5 separate regions of the Homo sapiens genome follow, and regions 1, 2, 3 and 4 are each linked to region 5. The links are chromatin loops, found by intact Hi-C in ENCODE. Cell type or tissue: Calu3. All regions are shown on one strand. Region 1 overlaps CUBN (cubilin). Region 2 overlaps TRDMT1 (tRNA aspartic acid methyltransferase 1). Region 3 overlaps CUBN (cubilin). Region 4 overlaps CUBN (cubilin). Region 5 overlaps CUBN (cubilin).

What was found. Hi-C counts contacts between places; a loop is a spot of excess contacts. Peaks named below come from ENCODE experiments on the same cell type or tissue, not always from the same donor. Only the 100,000 strongest peaks of a DNase experiment are listed, where the experiment ranks them.
Region 1: it touches region 5 in a loop (5-fold over the local background); 4 of 110 quality-filtered maps call a loop at or near these places.
Region 2: a loop joins it to region 5, with 5 times the contacts of the local background. A loop is called at or near these places in 3 of 110 quality-filtered maps.
Region 3: it touches region 5 in a loop (2.9-fold over the local background); 3 of 110 quality-filtered maps call a loop at or near these places.
Region 4: it touches region 5 in a loop (3-fold over the local background); 5 of 110 quality-filtered maps call a loop at or near these places.

The regions. Positions count from the first base shown.
Region 1 is chr10:16,963,343-16,968,342 of GRCh38, reverse strand. All of the region lies in intron 31 of CUBN (cubilin), which reads left to right. Among named protein-coding and RNA genes, the nearest start is that of RSU1, 150 kb to the right of the region's middle. In Calu3, no CTCF peak of the experiment used is centred here; a DNase peak (open chromatin) is centred at 2,102.
Region 2 is chr10:17,176,947-17,181,946 of GRCh38, reverse strand. The region is part of intron 1 of TRDMT1 (tRNA aspartic acid methyltransferase 1); the gene reads left to right. Among named protein-coding and RNA genes, the nearest start is that of TRDMT1, 22 kb to the left of the region's middle. In Calu3, no CTCF peak of the experiment used is centred here; no DNase peak of the experiment used is centred here.
Region 3 is chr10:17,113,320-17,118,319 of GRCh38, reverse strand. CUBN (cubilin) reads left to right here. Exons shown (of 67, transcript NM_001081.4): 7 at 2,723-2,849; 8 at 4,131-4,293. Among named protein-coding and RNA genes, the nearest start is that of CUBN, 14 kb to the left of the region's middle. RefSeq lists an enhancer at 1,953-3,152. In Calu3, no CTCF peak of the experiment used is centred here; DNase peaks (open chromatin) are centred at 2,559 and 2,919.
Region 4 is chr10:17,021,562-17,026,561 of GRCh38, reverse strand. The region is part of intron 27 of CUBN (cubilin); the gene reads left to right. Among named protein-coding and RNA genes, the nearest start is that of CUBN, 110 kb to the left of the region's middle. In Calu3, no CTCF peak of the experiment used is centred here; a DNase peak (open chromatin) is centred at 2,951.
Region 5 is chr10:16,888,549-16,893,548 of GRCh38, reverse strand. CUBN (cubilin) reads left to right here. Exons shown (of 67, transcript NM_001081.4): 55 at 3,022-3,178; 56 at 4,983-5,000. Among named protein-coding and RNA genes, the nearest start is that of RSU1, 74 kb to the right of the region's middle. RefSeq lists an enhancer at 1,079-2,278. In Calu3, no CTCF peak of the experiment used is centred here; DNase peaks (open chromatin) are centred at 948 and 2,048.

The DNA.
Region 1 (5,000 bases), 75 kb before region 5:
GATCCGGAAAAAAAAAAAATTCCCTGTGCTCCCACCCAAAGCTGCAATGTCTGTTGTTGTTCCATTATTCGACAATAAAATGCAGGGTGGAACAGGGCAGATACCTAACGCAGCATCCTCTTTTGTTGTATTTTTGTAATACACCACCCATGATGTGTTTCCTTTTAAAACACTGATGGTTTCCAAAGCAGAGCAAACAGACACAGGAATAATAGAACTCTGGGTTTCAAAGAGATGATGGAAACAAGTCTTCTTTAAATATTTACTGTTTTACAAACAAATCCATGACAGAAACCAGTCTCTCTCTCTCCCCTCCTCTTCCTCTCTCCCTCTCTTTTCCTCTCTCTCTCTTTTCCTCTCTCTCTCTCCCTGTCTTTCTGTCCCTCTTTCTTTCCCTCTTCCTCTTGCTCTCTCTCCCTCTCTTCCTCTTTCCCCCTCTCTCTCCCTCTGTCTCTCCTTCTCTCTCTCTCCCTGTCTCTCCTTCTCTCTCTCTCCCTCTGTCTCTCCTTCTCTCTCTCTCCCTCTGTCTCTCCTTCTTTCTCTCTCCGTCTCTCCTTCTCTCTCTTTCTCCCTCCTTCTCTTCTTATCTTTCCCTTTCTTTGTTCCTCTCTCTCCCTCTCCCTTTTTGTCTCTTTCTCTCTCTCCTCCCTGTATCTCTCTCTCACTCTCTCTTTCTTCCCTCCCTCCTTTACGCCCCACCACAGGAATTTTTGTTTCCATCTGATACTTGAGGATGATCTTTTTCAAACGTTTATCTTGTGACTTGCATTTGTATTAACATGCTTAGCTACTTTGCTTCCTGGTGCGGGTGTCTTATTAACAACCAAATGCTGAGCCAGTGCTTTGAATCTGCAAGATGAAGGAAGAGTTGAGTTGAAGCCACAGCTCTCAATCTGTGGACACGGGTTTGGTTTGGCTTGGTTTCCATTTCAGCTCAGACTCTCCTTAAATGTTTATTTGTGAAAGTAAAACGAGCATCTTAGATTTCTTCTCATGTCAACATTTCCAGGAATCTTTGAGTCAGTGCTCGCAACAACTGCAAGTTTTTAGAGTTTATAGTCTCTTGTAAGATGTGAAGACTGAGTGGGAGAGTGTAGAACAAAGAAATAGGGGTGAACGCATCGTGATATGAGATGTGGGGTTGTGAATTGAACTTAGTATTGAATTTCCAAGGAGCGTAACTGGAAAAAAATCACTGACAAAGGAAACTGATGCTTCCTCCTTCCTCAGCCCCAAGAAGAGATGCTATAATGAGTAATATTTTCATTTCCTTCCGCATTCACATTTATGACTGTAACAGCTTGTATAATTTCCTGAGGGATTTCCCTCCCTATCACTTAATGTTTCCTCTATTTTGGAGAAGTTCGTATTCCAAAGTGGCAATTCCATTAGCAGGTATACCGCCATATTATAACATGTGAAAATACCTCATGGACTCTCGATCCTCAAAATCACTTTGCACCTCCATGTGAATTATCTCTCCTGTGCCCTAAATGTCTTATTCTTCACCACATTTTTGCACCCTGCTAAGATCAAAGGCAATCCAGGGCAGGAGACCTGTGTTACCATCTGGAGTTAAAAATGTAGCAAAGCGGGACTGGCACAGTGGCTCATGCCTGTAATCCCAGCACTTTGAAAGGCCAAGGTGGGTGGATCATTTGAGGTCAAGAGTTCAAGACCAGCCTGGCCAACATGGTGAGACCCTGTCTCTACTAAAAATACGAAATGTAGCTGGGTGTACTGGTGCATGCCTGTAATCCCAGCTACTTTGGAGGCTGAGACATGAGAATTGCTTGAACCTGGGAGACAGAGGCTACAGTGAGCCGAGATTGCACCACTGCACTCCATTCTGGGCGACAGAGCGAGACTCTGTCTCAGAAAAAAAAAAATGTAGTAAAGCATAAGGGTCCAGGTGAGAAGGAGGCCACACTAGACCAGAGAATGGCGGTTGGACCAGAGAAGGACAAGGAGGAGCTTTATATCTGAATCCAGGAATAGAATCAAGTTTATGTGGCAACGATAGAAGTTCTGGGTTTATGTATTGACCCCAGACACTGTGCTCTTTGTTACCCATTCTGCTAAGTGAGCCATGCTGGGAATCCCATGCACGTTCACTGGAATGGAATGCAGGACAGATGCCAACCACTTGGAAAGCCACGGGAGCCCAATATAAGACTTTCTCAAATGCTACTGAGGATGCTTGATTGCAGGTTCAGATGCAAAGGATGGGGGACTCCCACCCTATTTCCAGAGCTGCTGTGGTTTTCTTTCTTGGAGACCGTGAATATCTCACTTAGCTTCACAGAATCATGGTCTCTCAACATTCTAACTGAATGAATACAACTTGATTTCACCTTTTCTCTAGGTTTAATCATACTTGGTCGGACGTCAGACAGATGGGGTTTGTATATTGGCTCTGCACTGCTAAGCGTGTGATTGGGCAAGTCATGTATGTTTTCAGAGCTCAGTTTTCCCTGCTGCAAAGTGGAACTGTAAGAATCAAATGTAAACAAATGTATTTAAGTACCTATCAGTGTCTGGTTCAGATAAGTATTTGCTGCTATTCCTAATTTTTCTATTACAATGACTCCTGCTTCTATTACTATTAACGCTATGTTAAAGATCTTAAGGAATCTTTTAAAAAAATTTTCTCCCTGAGCAAGATGAAACTTAGTAAACAAGATAAAAAATCCAGTAGAAAAAAATTCCTCACTTCCTACTTTCCAACAATCTCAGGGAATATATTCCTGTTTTTTTTTTTTTTTTAGAAATAAAAATACAGATATTACTGAGGAAGCTACAATTCATTTCCCCCTCAGTCATGAGGGGTGCAAACGATGACTGACATTTCAGTCAGGTGGTCACGAGCCATTTAATCACCCCAGGGTTTTGATTACAGCAGAGAGGGGCAGCCGCTGAAGTGCTCTGCATCACGTCCACGTCAATCACGTGGTCTTTAGTGCTTAGGCAAAGCATGCGTGATTACTGGTCTTTATTTCGTGCAATTTAAAAATGTATGCTCAGCTTTACTTTAGTATGTGATGTTACATTTTAGAAAGCGCACGCTGTGCACTGAGTTGTTTTGAGACTGAATGGAAGGAAGACACAAATGGAAGGCAGGGGAAATTTCAGGGTGTTGTAGTGGCCTAGGCAAGATGTAATGAGGCCCCACACCAAGACACCAGAGAGGGACATGGATGAAGTAGAGGGAAGGAGCCAAGCGATACATCGGACAAACAGATGTTAGAACATGCTGATCCACTACATGTAGCAGGGATGGGGGCGGTTCCCCAAACGGTCTGGCCGTTGGGTACATGCTTCCGGCATTTACTGTGGCAAGAAATGTAGGTAAGGGAGAAATGAGAGGGACAGGAAGAGGGCTTCAGTTTGAGACACTGATTTTCGGGGTTTGTGGAACATGGAAGAGATGATGTCTACGATACAGTTGTCTATACAAGCCTAGGGCTTAGGGGAGAGGACTGGGGCACAGTTGTAGATATTAGGCAATGAACAGATGCTTTGGAGATCTTAAAACAGAAGCCACGTCCATTAAACTTGATACATTCCTGGCGGCAGCAAGAGGCTAGATTAACTGGCGTTAGTAGCCATCTGGCTTGGGTGCTGCAGTGCTGTTATATGAATAGTGCCCTTTCATGTCTGTATGTAATCACTTATGCGTCCGAGTGATGAAACACTAAAGAACTTTTAATATAGATTTTATTTTTAAACCTTACATGCTCCTCATATTAAATTTGTAGAATACAGAAAAGAAGAAATAAGAAATTATTGCCATCCTTAGTATTACAATATAGATACAAGCTATTGAAATTTTGGTTTATTTCCCTCACAAACACACACATACAAATATATACACGCACTCATGTACACACAAACATGCATAGTTAAGATAATATTATATATAATTTTGTATCTTGCCTTTTTCACTTCATATTATTTGAAATTTTCTTAAATAGTTTCTTTGGCTAGTCAATGAAATGGACGTGCTGTAATTCAGTTAGCCACGCTTTATTATTAACCATTTGGATTATTAATGGGTTTTTTCTTTTCTTGTTATAACAATGCTATGAGGAGTATCTTTATATGTGAATCTTAGTACATTTCCTATTATTTCCTTTATATAGCTTTTCTTTTCTTTATTGAACACTCTACTATGAAATATTTTAAGTATGTAGAGAAATACCGACTATATAATGCATACAAAGTATATAACATACAAAAACTTCTCCCTGTCCAGACTGGCCAAATCTTCATATTTTGCCACATTTGCTTCAAGTTCTTTTGTTTTCTCCCAAACAGAAATGAACTGTTCAAGACACAGGTGAAGTCCCACATGCTCCTATCATTGATCCCATGCCCTGTTCCCCGTCCCAGAGGAAACTGCTAATGAGATTTCTGGTTTGTGATTCCCATGAAGGTTTTTATAGTTTTTTCATTATATGCATATATCCATACACACTATGAAATATTATTTTGCATATTTTAAGACTTTATGTACATCATGTCACACGCTACATATCCTTCTTCAACTTGCTCTATTCACTCATTATTCTGTTTTTCACATTTTCTGCATTGTAATGCATACAGATCTAATGCATTCTTTTAGTCACTACACATTCTATTTTATATATGCACCACAAGTCATTTGCCCATTCTCCTGTTAATGAACATTTAAGTTGCTTGCAATATTTTTCCTTAGCAACTTTTTGTACCGAATATTCTTGAAGCAATATCTGTATGTAACCACCTAAGACTTTCTCTAGTGTAAACCTGCAGAAGTGGAATTGCTAGCTTTTAACTTTTCTGTATGTTAAATTTCGTTAGAAATTTATATATGAGGCCGGGCACAGTGGCTCATGCCTGTAATCCCAGCACTTTGGGAGGCTGAGGTGGATGGATTGCTTGAGGTCAGGAGTTCGAAAATAGCCTGGCCAACATGGAGAAAACCTGTCCCTACTACAAATACAAAAAATTAGCTGGGC
Region 2 (5,000 bases), 290 kb before region 5:
CTTCAACAGAGCATGAGTGAGGTAAGTTTCCCCCAAAGAAAATCTGGGACTATTGCCAGAAAAGGAGGGGCCAGATGCTGGTAAAACAGAAAACAAATGTCCACTCATTTTGTATCCTCAGTAGAGTGCTCAGTACATGATAGGTAATCTCACAGATATTTACTTACTGCCTGACAATAGCACTATTGGGACTATATTTAAGACATTTGTAACATAAATAGAATTTTGTAGGTTTCCTGGGAACTTCATTGTAGGTGTTAAAAAATTTGACCTAAATGTCAAACAATTACTTAAAAATGAGCATTGAGATAGATAATCATATAAGTTCAGACATATTAAATACTTTTTAAGCTAGCAGTGTTCTCAGAAACAGGAGAACAAGGAGGGTAATCAGTAATAATCTGGAGTTGATTTTAGGAAGTATAATTCACTTATTCTCTTGTATGTATTCAATTAATAGACGTTTATTGAGCGCCTATTCTGTGCCAATTACTGCAATGCCTGGGTGCTGAGAGTACCCATATGAATGAGACATGGTGTCAGCACTGAGATGATTGAGTAGTCTAGTGAGGGAGCCACTGTCCTGGGAAAAATGTGACAGCAGAGTGAACTGGAGTGTGATGAGAGTGCACGGATCAGCCTTCATGGTCCGTCACAGCAAACGGAGCTCAAGTCATTACATCTGCTTTCCAAACCTCCAGTGGAAAGGCCAGAGAGCATAGGGAACTACCACTCTCTTCCTTTATAGAACACTCTCTGAGAGTGTGATGCACTTATTCTGTCTCATTAGTCTGACTTTAGTCCATGGCTGCATCTAGCTGTAGAGGGGTGGCAGATATCCTTTTAGCAGGGTGCATTGCCACAGTGAATAAATTTGATGTTTGGTTATTGAAGAGGAGGAAGAAATAAATGTTGGGATATGCAAATAATTTTTGTAGAGATAGTATAACTAGAAATCATATTTTTGAGTCATTAGTAAAACATATTAGTAAAATTTCATTAGCAAAATTTAATTTGATGTAAAATTTACTTCAAAGAGACTGAGCACTAAGGAGAAATTGTGAAGTTCCTTGAGTTCTGAAATAGGAAAAATATGTTGTTTGCTATCCATCTTTCATACTGTTTCTTAAGTACTCATTTGCTTAGTGTTCAGTTTAGCATTTTGCTAGGTAGTTTGAAATGGGAAGAGGGACAAGGGAATTAAAGATTGATTATCATGAAAAAAAGCACGGCACTATTTCACCTAAGGTGCAGCTTTGTCTAGGAAATACTAGTTTCTCTCCTAATAGACAGTTATAAGTAGAAGGAAAAAATTAAGCATTAATGCAATGTTACTTCATGTTGATTCCCACAAATCAGGTTTTCTCTGTACCGAATATGGAAAGAGAGTTTTTTTTTTTTTTTTTTGAGACAGAGTTCCGCTCTTTTGCCCAGGCTGGAGTGAAGTGGCGCAATCTCGGCTCACTGCAACCTCCACCTTGTGGGTTCAAGCGATTCTTCTGCCTCAGGCCCTGAGTAGCTGGGATTACAGGTGCCTACCACCATGCCTAGCTGATTTTTGTATTTTTAGTAGAGACGGGGTTTTGCCATGTTGGCCAGGCTGGTCTCAAACTCCTGACCTCAGGTGATCCACCCGCCTCAGCCTCCCAAAGTGCTAGGATTAAAGGCATGAGCCACCACACCCGGCAGAAAGAGAAAATTTATATTGTTTGTCGTAGTTCACTTACTATTTTTATTCTTTAATAGTTATTTTAAACGTAGTATCTAGGAAAGGCAAATTAATAGACAAACATAGCCATAAAAGAGCATTTCTCTTGTATCAGTTCTTTAGTTTCTAACCAGTGAATTAGGGTGAAAAGGCCAAGATCTTTGTCAATAATGGCAGGTAGTAAAAGATGATCTGAAGACCTATACTTCTTACTTAAATGCTCATAGAGTATCAGGGCTAGAAAGTGTCTTTAGGGATTGCTTAGTGGGACTATCCTCCTCCAAATTGGAGAAAACAAGTAATAAATATCCTGGGAAGAAAATTTTTCTGCCCTGTGTTAAAAAAATCCTTTCCCCAATACCTCCGATTTCTCTCTTTCATTCTAGGGTTTGATAGCAAGGTCAGGAAAGCTTTTCCCATCAATGCTAGTCTCTTGGGATTAAATTTTAGCCCGTTTCTGTTTTTCCTTTTTTTTTTTTTTTTTATTAGTAGAGATTGGAATCAGCTAGTTTTTGTCATTTGTGAAGATCTCTTCTTACATTACTTGAAACTCTTTCAAAAATATTTCTCCTGCAATTCATCTCCCAGATGAACAGTATGAGTCTTAAGCTTTTGTCACTGGTCTAATTTTCTAACCTTAATTATAATGATAATGATTGTTTTAATTTTGATTTTTAAATTTTAGTTAAAATAATCATTATCATTATTATTTTATCTATTTAATCTATAATATTCCAGATAAATGCCAGGCAGTGAATATGAATTTTAATAATTATTGAGCATTTACTGTATCCTAGGCGTTCGTTACCTATATTCTTTTTAGAGACCAGTTTATGCCCTTGGAAATTGAGGTCCCTGCATCCTCAGGACTAAGGGTAATGCTGGGCTATGTGGCCTTTCTGTAGCCCCTGCTGAAAGTGAATAGCTAAATTGCTTTTTCTCTTCTCTTCTGCCAAGGAAAGCTTCAGGGCTGGTGCGAGGTTGTGGGTTGAGGGGCTGGAGAAGCTGTATTAGCTACCTCATGACATCAACATGACTTTAAATAGACTTTCTAGAGACGTTCCGGAAAGATTACTCATGCCTTAATTTTCTTTCTCAAGGTCCTCCTCAAAACTCCAAATTGCATTATACTACCTGACATAACATCTTTATTTTCCATTCCTTGTAGATTCCTTCACTGTGCTCCTTTTTTTTTACATTAATTTGCCATATTTCTCTCTTCCACCACTTCTCTGGCTCTGGTATGTCTTTTGGTATTTTGTTGAAAAATAAATTCTCCTAAGATATAGTGTCAAGGACGTGATAATTTCATAGATCTCCAGCAGTTCCTATCCGTATTTTGGCTGGTGGTCTCTTATATTTAGTCTGGTGTTAGTAACAATAATAATCTAAGGTATGTCTTGACACAAAGTAAATTTTGTTTGGACAGTTAGCTGACTATGGAAACTTTCTAAGGAAACTGGATCTTTGAAAAATATTTTTAATGTATTTTTTATTTTATTCTTGGAAATAATTTATCAGCAATTTTTAAAATGCAAGAACTTTTTTTTTTTTTTTTTTTCCGAGACAGAGTCTCATTCTGTCATCTAGGCTGGAGTGCAATGGTGCAATCTCAGCTCACTGTACCCGCTGCCTCCAGGGTTGAAGCGATTCTCCTGCTTCAGCCTCCTGAGTAGCTGGGATTACAGGCGTGTGCCACCATGCCTGGCTAATTTTTGTATTTTTAGTAGAGATGAGGTTTCACTATTTTGGCCAGGCTGGTCTCAAACTCCGAACCTCAAATGGTGTGCCCTCCTTGGCTTCCCAAAGTGCTGGAATTACAGGTGTGAGCCACCTCACCCAGCAAAATACAAGAACTTTTAAAAAGAACCAAACAATATACTTTACTAATAGTGATAAAACATTTGGCAGCAATTTTAAGTTCAGATCCTTATGGGTCTGTACGTTCTTTAGTACTTTTATTCCTAACTAAGCCAGCACTTTGAATGAAAGGACATTGGATGTATTCAACTGATCTTTCATCTTACAACTAGATGTCAGTGTTAACATACTTGATTAAATGTCTCAGGTGTGAGTATAATGAGTAATTCAGTAGTTACTCACCTATATGAGATATAGATTAGAAAATAAATAATAAAGAAGGAATAGAATTTTAAAAATTTCTTTCCTTATTTCAAAGTGGACTGGTTATGCCTTAATTTTCTTTCTCAAGGTCCTCCTCAAAACTTCAAACTGCATTATATTATCTAACATAACGTCTTTACATTTACATTTTTTACATTTGCATTTACATCTTGTAAATATTGATTTTTTTCCCACATTAATAACTACACAAGAACAGTTAAATTTTTTTATTTATTTGGTTAGGAAAGTCAAGAAGAGTGTGAACTTGTAAAGCTTTTCACTACTACCAACAAAAAGTTCTTCCCTACAGCGTTTCCAGAAAGAAGAATCATCAGAAAAAGAAAGGAAAGTATTGCTATTCAAATGTCTGTGTGTGTGTGTGTGTGTGTGTGTGTGTGTGTTTCTTGTCTATTTTTGTAAGAAGCATATTGAAAGCAAGAATTATGTATGTATCCTCAGTGACATTTCTAACATCTTACCTAGAAGTCTCTCTTGAAATAACTAAATCTACCTTTTAAATTTAGTCCTCATATAAATGGAAGCGTGATGTCCTTATGTATTCCTTTCGGAGCCAATCTGACAACCTTTTAAAATAATTTGTACTGTGTTTTTCAGCCAAGCGTGGTGGCCCACACCTGTAATCCCAGCACTTTGGAAGGCTGAGGCAGGCAGATCACTTGAGGTTAGGAGTTTGAGACCAGCCTGGCCAATATGGTGAAACCCTGTCCCTACTAAAAATATAGAAATTAGCTGGGTGTGGTGGCAAGTGTCTGTAGTTTCTGTTACTCTGGAGACTGAGGCAGGAGAATCAAATTGCTTGAACCTGAGAGGTGGAGGTTGCAGTGAGCCGAGATCATGCCACTGAACTCCAGCCTGGGCAACAGAGTGAGACACTATCTCAAAAAATAAATAAATAAATAAATAAATAAATAAAATAAATGTGTTTCTCTAAGTAGGATATCTCACCTTTTTTTTTTAAACCAGGCTTCCTGTTAATAAATATGAAATCCTGAATAATAACTGAAATATCATGAATAAAGTCTAGGCAAAGTAATACATCAAAGTACTGAAAACACATCCTCTTCCTCTGTTTCAATGAAAAGATACTCACGAATCCCTTTCCCAAATTCTGCCTCCTTTTTGAGAATTACTACTCTTGGATCACTCA
Region 3 (5,000 bases), 220 kb before region 5:
TGCCAATTATTCATTTTGTGGTTTTGGGAAATGTTAGTCTGTAAAATGGGATTAATAATACTTGTCTTTGAGGATCATAGGAAGGAATCCTATGGTTTACTTGAGTTTCTTCCTCCCTTTCTCTATCTTCTCACATCATCTAAACTTAAGTGAAAGAAGTATACTCTGTAGCTATTTAGAGAACAGTATAGGATTAATGCCTACTCATCTCCCAGTGATAATAGCAAGGATGAAGGAAGAGAGAGATAAAGAGAAAGGATTTAACTGCAGGTCCATGAACCAGAATCTCCTCTCAAATCTTATGTCATTTTGCAATAGTTAAGCACTTAGTGATAAAATAAAGACAATCTTCTTAGCACTTGCTACAGGGGAATGCCTGTAGACTGCAATATGACCATAATTCACAGAGATTACCACTATTATTTCATAAGAAATTGAGGCAGAGGGAGTTAGTACATTGTCTGGGTAAACAGTTAACAGGAAGGACCAAAATTTAAACCTAGGCAATCTTATCCCAGGGGTTTCCAAACACTCAGATCTCCCAGACATAGAAAATAGAAAGCTAGTAACAGTTGGTTTAAAGATTCTTCAGCAGGGTGCGGTGGCTCACGCCTGTAATCCCAGGACTTTGGGAGGCCGAGGTGGGCAGATCACCTGAGGTCAAGAGTTCGAGACCAGCCTCTACCTCTAGAAAAGAGACTTCTGCTAAATCAGTAACTAATCAATTGGTTTCACCACATGGTGAAAACCCATCTCTACTAAAAAAAGAAATAAAAAATTAGCCGGGTGTGGTGGCACGCACCTGTAGTCCCAGCTACTCGGGAGGCTGAAGCAGGAGAATTGCTTGAACCTGGGAGGCGGAGGTTGCAGTGAGCTGAGATCATGCCACTGCAGTCCAGCCTGGGTGACAGAGTGAGACTCCATCTCAAAAAAAACAAAAACAAAAATAAAAAAGATTCTTAAACATTGTTGGGAGGTGTTGGGACAGGTGGCAAAGTAAACTTTTAGTAATGAAGTCTCCTGGATCAAATGCTCAAATATGTGTATGAACTGTTTTAAAGTTCCATAATCCTCAAGAGTCTAATTAAATTCTCTATACAAATATTCTATGTAAAGATGGGAGGACAAAGAGGAAAGAAAACAATATGAGAAGGAAAGTAGAGAGAGATGCGGGGAATATAAATGTCTATGGGGGGGATGGATAATTCAATTTCTCTTTAATTTTAATCATTTATTGTTATTTTCCTATGACTTTATCTTAGTGAGCCGTTCCAAAGGCAACTTTGGAATGCTCAGAAATGTCATATATTAATGAATCAGCTTTTATGTAAATATATACTGATGTCGTAAATTGCATGGAACATATTTATACCAAAAAATATTCATTTATTGGAAACTCACATTTATTTGGGCATGCTGTATTTTTATTTGCTAAGTCTGGCCTCCCGACTTGAATGCATGGATGGTGCTCCCTGCATTCTTATTCTCCATTTCTGGCCACACTCATTGCTCTCCTCTTCCTTAGAAACTGCCAAAAAGCTGCCACCCCAGCAATTGGTTCTGGGGCCCACCACAGGCAAGCCGAATCCTGTGCCTGGAGGTTGGTTCTTGATGCCTTTCAAACAGTCAAATGCTAATTTCCCACAATGTCGTTCATACATTGTCATCCATGAACATTACTAAGCTCCTTGTACCTCACTGTGTCTTGTTAAAATAGCTCTTTTCCTTTGTAGAATGGCATGGGAGGGAGGCCTGGCCACGCAGGCACGCCCTGTTCCTTGTCTCTGACCCCTGGCACCAACAGTCATTTCCCCCATGAGAGCTTTTCTTGCCAATTCTGCTCAAGTCCGGCAATCGGCAACCTCTGGGCCTGGCCCTACCTCTCCATCAGATGTGCCCTGGCATGTGGGGATAGGCTTAGGCTTCTGGGACTCCTCTACCCTCCTCCTCCCCTAGCTCCCATGCTCAGATCATAGAAGTTCCCATTAAGCTGCAGAGATAAGGCTAAAGCAGCTTTAACAATGACAAGGGCTTAAAACAACATTGCTTATTTGATTATCATTGGACTTAAATCTTCTAGTAACAAAGCACCCACTGCTAGCTTACGCATAGTGTAATAATTACCACATTTTGTTGGAAATTCAAGTGTGGCTATGAAAGAAATGCCACTGTATTATATTATATAACTACGCTTTTTATGGATAGAAGACATATTGCCCTTTGTAAGATAATAATAATGATCATAGACTGTGAGGTGTGGACACTGGATTGCGTGTGGGGTTATATAATCCTAGAGAGCATTCAGAGTTATCAGTGTAGCCCACGTTGCCTGTGCTTCATGGCAGGTCCAATTGGACAGATGATGAATGGATTTGCTGATCTCTCCCTTTACCTTCTTGAACTAACTCCATTACCTTTGGCTTATACACATCTGACCTTTGAAAATGCTGTTTGATGACCTGATAACACAAGAATTTATAGTGCTAGGCTTACCAGATAATAAGTTGTGATTCACCAACATTGTATTTACTCAATCCACCACTTGGAGCACAGCAGAGTGATTTTCTCCCGAGACTCCAGTCAGTAAATTTGCATTGCTGGCTGACGATTCCAAGTTAACATCGTTGATTTGTAATTTGAATTATTTTTCTCATTGATATTAAGAGACAGGCACTGGCCCCAAAGCGCGTGCCCTGACATTGTGCTCTTGTGTAACCAACAGTTGTCACTGCCCACCTGAGACGTACGGACCCCAGTGTGCATCCAAATATGACGACTGTGAAGGGGGTTCTGTGGCACGCTGTGTCCATGGCATCTGTGAGGATTTAATGCGAGAGCAAGCTGGAGAGGTGGGTCCCTTCCCCAAATGTGCCTCCTTGCAGAGAGCCATGGTTAGTAGCTCCTCCTCCTCCTATGCCCACTGCATACAAGCACTACCTGGAGCTTACAGAGGTGAAGTCACTTCCTGTCTGTAAGTAGGACATAGGCGAGGAGGGGAGATGAACTATGCAGGAAGTAGGACCCAGAGATTAAGATGTCATTATGTAAAATAGGATTTTTTTTTTTTTTTTTTTTTGAGATGGAGCCTCACTCTGTCACCCAGGCTGGAGTGCAGTGGCACGATCTCAGCTCACTGCAACCTTCACCTCCCAGGTTCAAGCAATTCTCGTGACTCAGCCTCCTGAGTAGCTGGGATTACAGGAGCATGCCAACATGCCTGGCTAATTTTGGTATTTTTAGTAGAGACGGGGTTTTGCCATGTTGGCCAGGATGATCTCGAACTCCTGACCTCAGGTGATCCACCCGCCTCAGCCCCGCAAAGCGCTGCGATTACAGGCATGAGCCACCGTGCCCGGCCGAAATGGGACCATTTTTATTATCCCGTCATGACTCTCTCTGAGATAAGACCTTCTCTTGGCCTTGTAAGTTTTATTTTAACAGTGACAAAACACAGGAATATAAAAGGACCAGTCTTGTTGGCAACATGTGGTTTCAAGGAGTCTGACTTTTCCCGGCCTGGGTCTCTGGAACTGCTGCAGACTCTAAGAGCCCACTCCCCAGAACGACCCTCCATGCCCTGCGTCCTGATGACTTTGACTCCTGACCCTCAAGGTTGTCCAGTCTTGGCTGGCTTGGCTCTTCATGAGAACTTCAATTCTTTATTTTTAGTTGTATTTTTTCTACCCATGTGATGGAAAATAATTCCCGTCCAATGATGGGGATGGAAGGGTTGAGGAGGTGGGTAGGAGGAAGAACTTTCCAAAGAAAAACAAACGGAATTGATTTTCCAAGGTCTGTGCCTACATGGGTGTTTTTCCCTCTAAAAACATAGCAGGCTGAGTTGATTGACTTTAATTATATTGACTTACAGTTCTTGATTGTTGTTACTCTTTCCCTGGCATCTTTGGGAGAAATTATAGCTTGCTTTTACTCTGAAATAAAGATGTTTCCCTTTTTGCATGGTCTGGTCTAAATGCTTAATCATATGGGAAGAAAAAGAGAAGCCAGTGGATTGGCCTTATGGAAATGAACGTTAGAGGATAAACAGTTAGGGGCTTGATGAAATGTTCAAAGGCTTTTCTTGCTGATTTTCATGATTGTCTTTATTCACGCTGTTGTCATCCTGCCAGCCCAAGTACAGCTGCGTCTGTGATGCTGGGTGGATGTTTTCACCCAACAGCCCTGCCTGCACGCTGGACAGAGACGAGTGCAGCTTCCAGCCCGGGCCTTGCTCCACACTTGTGCAGTGTTTCAACACTCAAGGCTCTTTCTACTGTGGGGCCTGTCCAACAGGTACATTCTCAGGGCCACAAGCCAGGCTCTGCATGCCAGGTTGGCGAGGTGCCAGAACCAATTTTCTTTCACTATTGATGAGTAAGAAGACAATTCTTAGGAGGTGTTCAAATCCAGTTTTGTGTCCTGGTTCTGCTCGACGATCTCACTGCTATCACAATTCCACGTCAAAAGGGGGAGGCTTGTCCAAAACTGTGCTAGAGTCAGACTTTGGGGCAAGGTTAGCCATAGAATTTGTAAGTTAGACACTGCATTGCAGTGACCACCAACTGACCAGATTTGAGATCAAAAGAGATACTCTAGTCCCACCTTTCATACTAACCAGATGTTTGTACACATGGGGAAATTATTTGACCTCTTTGCATCTCCACCACAGTCTAGTAGCTCTTGCCTGGGTGTGTCATTAGAGTATCTTGCGGCCTTGACCTAAACAGAGGTATCCAGCTCCATTATGCCCTGCAGCAACTGAATCTCCAGGGATGCCATATGTTGAGTCATGGAAAACATGGGCTCCGTTAGTCAAAGACTGCCTGTGTTTGAATCCGAGGGCATCTTTTGTTTTATGAGATAGTCATCATATATTCCACACATTTTTTTTTTTGTAGGATGCCTACTATGAGCAAAGCACTGTGCTGGGTGCATTGGTAGGCAATTAGCCAGACCTCAGGTTCATCTGCGCTCCAGGGATGTTCTTAGAAATGGAGCCA
Region 4 (5,000 bases), 130 kb before region 5:
CCTGGGGTTCAAGTGATTCTCCTGCCTCAGTCTTCCAAGTAGCTGGGACTACAGGCGTACGCCACCACACCCGGCTAATTTTTTATATTTTTAGTAGAGACAGGGTTTTGCCATGTTGCCCAGGCTGGTCTTGAACTCCTGGCCTCAAGTGATCACCCGCTTCGGCTTCCCTAAGGGCTGGGATTACAGGCGTGAGCCACCACAACCAGCCTCTGTGATTCTTGCTTTGCAATTTCTACTGTTGTTACAGGAACATTTCAAAGCCCTTCAAATTTAAAGTAACCTGAACTTGGATAAAGTTCCAAGTTTTTCCAGGAGATGTGAGTGCAAACCTCAGCAACAACATTTTTAACAATCACCCTAATGAGGCCTCTCCACAGATCCTGCTGTGGTGGTTGTTTGGGGTGGGGAACATCTGAGCAGATGCCCTGAGAATTCCCTAGGTCCCATCCTTCTGGATCTCCAGTGATTCAGCAGCAGGAACTACAGGGCTGGGTAGGACCCAAAGGGGAAGGGAGGCTGCAACAGGAAGAGATGCTGCTCACTTTTAGCATGAGAGCCACTTTGCTTGCCAGTGGACTCTATCCACCTCACCGTGGCAGCCTTAACAGCCTCTGGTTTCCTAACTCTCTTTGCTGCTGTCCCCTGCATGATCTGTCCTCCCGCAATCCCTTCCACACACACAGCATGCTTATCTCCACCCCACACAGGATGATTCGCCTTGGTTTCTGCATGGCTGTCCGGGATGCCTCAGTCTCCACAATGCCCAAGTTGTCATAGCAACACACTGCGAGGATTGGCCTCCACCTCCTCACTGAATTCATCACTTCCCCATCTGCCCTACCAGTGACGATTTCTGTGAACTCTTTTATGTGAGTCAGCTCCTGTTCTCTAATCCCCAACATCTTTCTTTTCTCATAGCTATTTTGGGTGGTTTCTCTGGAAAAAAATGTTGATTCCCTTTGCCTCTGACAAAGAGTTAGAGTAACAATTTGAGCACATTCCACATGCCAGGCCTCATAGCAAACCTTTTACGTGGTTTATCTCATTTGCTGTTGGCAACAATATTATGAGATAAGTACCATTATGGTGCCAGATTTATAGATAAAGACATTTTAGCTTGAAGAAGTTCAATAATTTTCACAAAATTGTGTTCTCTAAATTTTAGAGCTGGGCTATGAACACAGAGCCTGGCTCTGGCCACATTGACATTAGTCAAGTACATTCTACAATAAAATTGCTTTCCTGCTTGTGATTGAAATATAATCTTCTATTAGTGACACTCACTTCAAAATGCCACTCTATAAACTGATTGAGTATAGTTCTCAAAAATTGAACGATCATCTTTTCATTGAGTAGAATTTTTATTCTATAGAAAGAATAGGGGATTCTCTACTACACCCAAAATTTCTCCTCACAGCAGATGAATTATTTCAATTACATATTAAGCTCTAAAGAATAGAGGTTTTATGGAATTTGCAAAGATTTATAATTGGAAATGGACCAAATTATTCTCCAGAAGTTTCTCCATGTTTTAATGATATCATCCTAAAGAAACTCTTGAGTTGCTTTTTCTACATGAACTATATTTAATTAATTCTTAAAATTGATCTCCTATAAAAAAGAATTTTCTTCCAGAAGACCTTCCAGGAAATAAAAGAAACAACATTTACAAACAGTATGAATTAGATGTCAATCTAAAACAGAAAGGGCTGAGTTTTAATTGTCACTCACTGTGATTCTAAAATGAGTTTGGGGCTGGGCATGGTGGCTCGCACTTGTAATCTCAGCTCTTTGGGAAGCCGAGGTGGGCAGATTGCTTGAGCCCAGGAGTTCGAGACCAGCCTGGGCAACATGGCGAAACTCTGTCTCTACAAAAAATACAAAAAAAGTAGCTGGGCATGGTACTGCATGCCTGTAGTTTCAGCCATCAGGAGGCTTAGGCAGGAGGATTGCTTGAGCCTGGGAGGGTGAGGCTACAGTTAACCTTATTGCACCACTGCACTCCAGCCTGTGCAACAGAGCAAGATCCTGTCTCAAACAAACAAAAAAATAGTTAAGAAAAAAAGTTAATCTCTACATCCCAAGCTCATATATATAAGATAATTACTTGTAATTTTAATTTATTACAGTTTTAAATTTTTAGCCATGAAACAATTTAGCAAGCAAGGCACTTGAAAGACATATTTTTGTTCTTGGAGATCCTGCAGTTCATAAAGTTGATTTCTACTGAGGGGACAGGTGGGGTGTCTGGGTCTCTGCTCACTTAGAACTTGACTTTCAGTGACTCCTAAGTACCCTCAATCTTACAAAAAAATTGGATCTCTATCAGTGATTGACCACACGTGGTGTCTTTAGTGTTATATCCTCCCCTTTGTTATGGGTCCTTCCTATTTAGAAGTCCACGGATCACTTCCTATTGCAACTGGAGTCTGAATTCACTAATGGTATTGTAAAGTATGTGCCAAATTATCAAACCCGCACAAAGGAAGTAGAAACTGGTAAGTATGGCTAAGGCAAGAGATTTCCTTCCTCTCTGAGTGTGTCAAGAGGAGTTGAGATATTTGGGGGTAGGGTGGGGGTGGGGGGACCTAAGCCACGAAAATCCTAAATGAATAATCTCTTTAAGAGAATAACAAAAGATTTCACAGAGGAAGGTTTTGTAATATACACATCTCCGCATCTGAAGATATATTTAATGGCCAATTTGAAAATGTAAGCATTATTTTAGTAATTTAGAAAAATACCCCTAAACACAGTTATAGAAATTAGATCTGCATATTCAAGGTGAGAATCGCAATCTTTCTTAGTTTTTACTAGTTTCCTTTCTGTAACTCAATTAGAACTTCAAGTATTGTTCACTCTGAGTAGATCTTCAGGCTCTCTAAAAGCAGGGCCACTCCAGCTTGCTTGTCAGTAGTTGCAATGAGTCACAGCTGGAACGTCCTGTGGTTAACATTCTGCTCTGAAAACAGAATCAGAATCAGTGAGACGGCTTTCCATGGTAACCTGTATTTGTATACTTTGAAAAATGACTGTTCCTTTTTGTGTGGTTTTGGGTGGTCAATTTGCGCGGGAATGAATTGTAGAGGTGACGTTACCCATCTGTGTGAATATAAACAAAAAACCTGATTTTATTAACGGCAAACTTTAAAAAACGAGGTATGAGTTTTTTTTTTTTTCCTTTTCGAGACATTGTTCTACACATTTATTACTAGATTGGACATTATATTTAAGCATTTTCATAAATGTCTATTTGATGCTTATTTTAATGCATAATTTTCTCCCCCCAAAGGCAAAAAGAAACTAATTGTCATTCATCAGTGTTGCCCCCCAAACCTACTGCCTAGCCCCTCCACCCCCACCCAGTACTTTTACAATGTGTTATTAAAGACCACTGAACAGCTGAGATCCAGGGGTCTCCTTCAATGCGTAATCCCATCCAGAAGGAAGGAAAAAAAAGAAATCTCTTTAAGTCACGTGAAAATGCCACATTTCTTAATCTTGCAGAGCTGACAGGCAAAAATGCTATGCTGTTCATGACCTTGTGCAGGATTGAAATATAATTCCGCAACATGCTGCGACCTAGTATTCCGTAAGACACATCGAGCTTAGGGTGATTATAGTTATGGAGAAATCTTACCTATGTTTTGTTGGATAAGGGTTATGATGACTTAGCCTGGGCTCAGAGGCCTGACAGAAATGAAATAATTTATGCTTTGGTCACTAAATTACAATCCAAAGGTTAAGATTTGGGGAGTGAAAGATGGTAGAGCATTTGCTTGCTAATTACTCCACTACTTGGGAGCAGTATGTTTGTTTCTGTGCTAATTAGTTTAGAACTGTACTTCATGCCCTAGAATTAAGAAAAACTCTAAAGCTGAGATGAATCTCCTGCAGGGAAGCAGGGATTTAGAAGCACAGGCTGCAAGGTTGGCCTCTCGCCCTCCGGTTTCTCCGCCTGCAGGAGAGGGTGGGACTGAACGCTAAGGTGAAAAGCTTCTGTTCCGTTTCGTTTCCCTCTTCATTTTCTGTTGCTTTATTCTTCTCTTATTCTCCCCTATTCATTATAGGGGAGGCTTCTGATAAATGTGTAGAATATTAGAAACTTGATAATAAATATACACATTCAAAGCAGCAGTACGAAAAACAGAAAAAAAGGAAGCTACAGCAGTAAGCCTGAAAAATAAAACTCATCTTTATTCATTTGCTTAAAATGCTTAGGTTTAGTGCTTTGGGGTGAATGACATAATAGGCTTCTGAGCTTGTCTTTTTAAAAATATCTGCTGACCTTCCCTGAAATCTCACAAGCACTTATGATGAGCAGCCGATTTGAGAACTCAGCGAGACAGGCCAAGGTTTAAAAATCTGCGATTTATCATAACCTTAAACAAGGCCCTCACCTGGTTCTCCCTTCTACGGAGTGGCACAAAGGGTCCAAATCCTTTATGGTCTAAGAGGAGCCTGTTGAAATTGAGGATTGTATGGCACTACTACCTATCTAACTGTACAGAGTGCAAATAATCGTGCAGATTGGGTCCTAAGTAAAATAAATACAGCTGGCGGGGGAAATCACTGCGTTCATTCATTGGAGATGCATGGGGAACCTGCCTTTATCAAAGCCCTGCTCTGGGCAGTGAGGGGAAGGCCAGAGGTGGTCTGTGCTTTAAGGCGACTCACAATCAGTAGGGGAGGTAAGACACACAAGCCCATAACAAGAATGCCTGGGGATGTGATCATTTCCACAAAAGAAGCACAGATGAAAAGCAAGGGCTTTCAAAGGCAGACTAATTTATGCCTGACTGCAGGGATTAGGGGCGGCTCCATGGAGGTGCTTTGTAACATTTGGTGGTAAAGTTCTCCACACTCAAATCAATATGTTTCAAACAATATTTCATGTCATAACATTTTTTTTCAATGAAAATAATTTGATCAGTCTGGAATTCATTGAATCCAGATTATACATTTATGCACGGACACGTGCAAACACACAGACACTC
Region 5 (5,000 bases):
GAGAGAAGGCAATGTAGGAGTAAATTGTGTGTGGTTATAAACAACAAAAGCAACTTAGGGATTCCTGTGGTATTGGAATTTCAGTATCTTGAATGCAATTGTGTACAACTTGTATATAACTTAATACACACACACACACACACACACACACACGAGTTCAAGTAAAACTAGGAAACTGAGTAAAATTGGTGTTATGTCAATGCCAGTAACCTGGTTGTGATAGTATACTACAGTTTTGCAAGATGTCAGTATTGGAGGAACTCAGAAATGTGTACAAGGAATTTCTCCATATTATATCTTACAAATGTATGTGAATCTGCAATTATGTCTGTAAACATTTGTTTAAAAAATAGTTGAATGATAAAATATAACCTACAACCTGACTGAATTATATAGAACACTAAGAAAAATCAGAAAGTTTTTGACCTGATGACAGTTAAGTAACATTTTGTAGGTTCAATATAGTTTTGATGAGTCCTCTGTCATATAGCCAATGAAATGAGTTCTTGATAGGCAAGGCAGAAATGAATATTGAATAACTCTTTACCATTGTCATCACCATTATCATCATTATTATTAAACTTATGTTCCCAGGCCAAAAGGTAGAGTTGTCGAATCTATAATTAATGACTTCAGAAAAGTATAAGCACTTAAGCATTCTTGGATTCCTTCATTAAAGAACTTGAGGCTCTTTATTAAGTTTTAGCCCTTCTTACTTTGCCTGTTTAGTAATGTTTGTAAAAATATAGTATATGGCCCAGGCATGGTGGCTTATGCCTGTAATCCCAGCACTTTTGGAGGCCAAGACAGGCAGATCAGTTGAGTCCAGGAGTTTGAGACCAGGCTGGGCAACACGGGAAAACCCCATCTCTGCAAAAAAATACAAAAAACTAGCCAGGCATGGTTGCACGCACCTGTAGTCCCAGCTACTTGGGAGGCTGAGGTGGGAAGATCACCTGAGTCCAGAAGGTCGAGGCTGCGGTGAGCTGTGATTGTGCCACTGCGCTCCAGCCTGAGTGAGAGTGAGACTGTCTCAAAAAAATACATATATATATAAAATATATATACAGATTATCTATTGATAAATTGTGTTTATAATTTTATGAAATGTGGATAAAAAACTGCCATATACTGTTTCCTTGGATATATTATTAGGGGGAAATCTAATTAGAGATCATTAAGTAAAATTGAGTAGGTGCATTTTTTTTCCTGACATTTTTATTGATCTTAGGCATTTGGCAGAATATCTGCACTTTTGTTCTCAGTAGGTCCAGCGCCAGGCACCTCCCTTATCTAATAAATGGCTAATATAATTTGTCTTCAGTAGGATGACTAACAGCTGGATACCCAGTGCTTAAAAATCAATTGAAACAATACGGCTTTAAAGAGCTGAGAATTATTAAACCAATGCTATGAATCAGTGCTATTTCACATCTCTTGCTATGGACTGATTTCCCAATAGAAATGTTTTTAATGACTTGATGTTTTATTGCTGTGGGTGAGGAATATCCTTGAGAAGAGATGTGTTTGGAATGAGTAATTTGGTATCATTCCATGTGAAGAAAATGTTGAATAGTCAAGTAAGATTAATACACATCCAACTACATCCTTGTTTGAGATAGTTGTCTGTTGATAGAAAGGGCATATTGGGTATTGCAGATTGTGTAGCAATAGTCCTGGCCCCTACCCACTAGATACTACCCATCACACCGAGTGTGACAATAGAAAAATGACTACAAACCTTGCCAGAGGTCCCAAAATTGCTCCTAGTTGAGACCTCTGAACTAGGACGAGCTTCTCTGGTTAATATGTTTAATGTTTTTGGGGTTTTTTTCCCCCAAGTTTTGTATATTCATTACCTAATATGCATACTTTCCTTGAGTGACTCAGCATTGTAGATAACCATGATCTCTCACCTGAACTAGGGCAAAACCTACCTGACTGTTTTCCGGCATCCTTTCTGACTCCTATTTTCCGAATTGTAATGTTTTCCAAAAACCAATCTTCTTGGTGGCTCCTTGCTGTATTCAGGACAGTGGCCCGAGTCTCTAACGTGTCCTGCAGCCCCCTCTGCAGGCTTCCTCACCCCTTCCTCCTTGGTTTTCTCTCTCTTCTCTGAACTAGCCACGGCCTTTCCTGCCATCGGGGTTCGCTCGGGGCAGGCTCACTTCCCCCAGTTAGGTAAAGCCACCAATTATATATTCTCAACAGCCCCATCATAATGCCTTGTTTATAGCTGGAATTTTGCATGTAAATTTATGATTCTGTGATTCATGTCTCTGTTTTTCCCTGGACTGATAAGAATTGGTTTGATTTGGAATTTTGGTGCTCACCGTTTATTTCCTAGCAACTGTTTTTTGCATGAGTATATAAATTCAGTCATTCGAGGTGGCCAGACCAATTAAGTGACAGCCCAGGTCTACTTGGGAGTTGCCAACCAAATTTTTGGTGAATAGCACACACTGACTGGATGTCAGCTTTTCATCAAAATGGACCCTACAATTCCACACAGCCAAGAAGTGTTCTGATTTATTCCATTTCATGCTGATTATACGTATACTTGGAATTCATGCCCACTTTCTTCATGCACCACGATGTGCCTCTTGCTTGCTGGTGTTGTCCAGCTGTGACCACAATCTGCTATCTTCCCAGGAGCAGGGCTGAGTTCCACCTGGCTGCTCCGTCTCCCTCAGCACCCGGGAAGCTCGGCTAGGTCAGGGCAACTAGAAGTTATGAGGAAACCGAACAGTGATCCAGGAAGGTGGATTTTTAAAAAATCACCACCCAGCTATGCAAAAAGGAACACCATCTCCTTAGAGAAGTCAAGAATGGGACATGCTATTTTAAAAACAGCTTTAAAAAAATTATTCTCAAAAGAAAATACTACAGATTTGTCCATGTTTTGTTTACTCTTATGCTTAGTTCTGTATACGTGTGAGTGCCATTATTTTGAAACCTAAGTGCATTAAAATATTGATGGGAAACCCTTGAGCATTAAAGTTCTGTGTATGTCCGTGCTAGGTGTGGGCAGGAACTGAGGAGGTGGACAAAGCCCTGCTAGCCACTGGCTGTGGGAACGTGGCTCCGGGTCCCGTTATCACACCAAGTAACACATTCACTGCCGTCTTCCAGTCTCAGGAGGCACCAGCTCAGGGCTTCTCCGCGTCCTTTGTTAGCCGTAAGTAGCCCTAAGAACCAAACCCAGAGGTCTTTGCGGGAGTGTGGTTGTCACAGGCAGGCAGGGTTGGCTAAACCTGGGGGTCTAGGGGAGGAGTATGGGGGTCTACGGGGAGGATGAGTCACCTAATCCCAAGAAGACACCTTTCTTCCAAATAGCAGTGAGAACAGAACTGAATTGAGAAGTGATATAAAAGCCATGAGGGGCACTAACCAACGTCTAGAAATAAGCCTGGCATCCAGAGTGGGCTGATATTGGGCAGAAGCGCAGATGGCTAGTTCGTTAGCAACAACCAGTGTGGCTGGCCTGTGGCACCTTGACCACAAAATCCCGTGGGGGGCTTGAAACACATGCAGATTCCTGAGCCTCACTCCAGGCCCAACTGAATTCAGAATTTCCATGACGAAGTCTTTCCTGTTTTTTTTTTTTTTTTTTGACACGGCGTCTCACTCTGTCGCCAGGCTGGAGTGCAGTGGTGCAATCTCGGCTCACTGCACCCTCCACGTCCTGGGTTCACGCCATTCTCCTGCAACCTCCACCTCCTGGGTTCAAGCTATTCTCCTGCCTTAGCCTGCCGAGTAGCTGGGACTACAGGTGTGTGCCACCATGCCCAGCTAATTTTTTTTTTTTTGTATTTTTAGTAGAGACGGGGTTTCACCATGTTGGCCAGGATGATCTTGATCTCTTGACCTCGTGAACCGCCCGCCTCGGCCTCCCAAAGTGCTGGCATAAGCCACCGTGCCCGGCCGGTCTTGCATGTTTTAACTGTCATCCAGAGGGTTCTCATGCTAAGTCAACTTTGGGAGCCAGTTTCTTTGGGAATGTTCTTTCCTAATTTTGATTAGGAAGGATGGATCTCCTTTTCTAGCTATTGTACACTATTAGATTCGTGGGAAATGTAGCATTTTTCAAGTCAGAGAAGCAATGGTGTGTGCCTGTTGGCTGAGTTAAATCAAGTGTAGCCACTCATGGCAAACCACTGTTTAGGGAAAAGTTTGAGGAAAGGAATTAGAGGAAGTAATACAGTAGACAGGTTTTTCAGACTGAATCAGAGAGTGCTGGAAAGGAAGTACTGAAAGACAACCCTAGACCAAATCTTAGGTCTGCAGGTGGTTCACTGTGTAAGTGTGCACGTGTGTACTTGTGTGTGTTTTAATGTCAATTTAAAAGGATAGAGATATTTTCGTGCTTGATAGATCAGAGAGTGAAGTGGATTAACTAGTCAATGGTTATATGAAAACAAATCATTTTAGTGGTGAAAAGATATTTCTTTCTGTTTCGAAAACCAGGGATGCATGTAAGAATTTGATAAGAGTTGGGATTAATAAATCCAGCTAGTTTTAAAAAGCAACCATTGTTGTGGCTAGATTACAATGGTAATGAAAATAGCAGTTTTCTAATAATAAGACATTTTAAAAACATTAATTGTGTAAAGTACTAATCAGATACAAATCATTTTTTATCTGTTTTATTTCTTTATCTGCATGAACCATATTCTATCATTGCTCGTTTATCCTTTCTTAATATCTTAATATTAAGGGATTTGCAGTAGATTTGTGGTAATATTACGAGGACTCAGTCCATAAAACTCTGCAGCATTTTCTAAAAATGTATAATATTCTTATTAAGCACATATGTATGTTTTTAAATCAGAGCTTTATTCTCTTCATTCTTGCTTCTTCCATTTGGAATATCTCAGGGAACTATGTCTATAGATAATTTAGGAAAATGCCTCTTTCCTTCATGGACAAAATAGATACACGAGAAATAAATGATCTGATGATGACTTTTTGTTCCCACATAGGATGTGGAAGTAATTTCA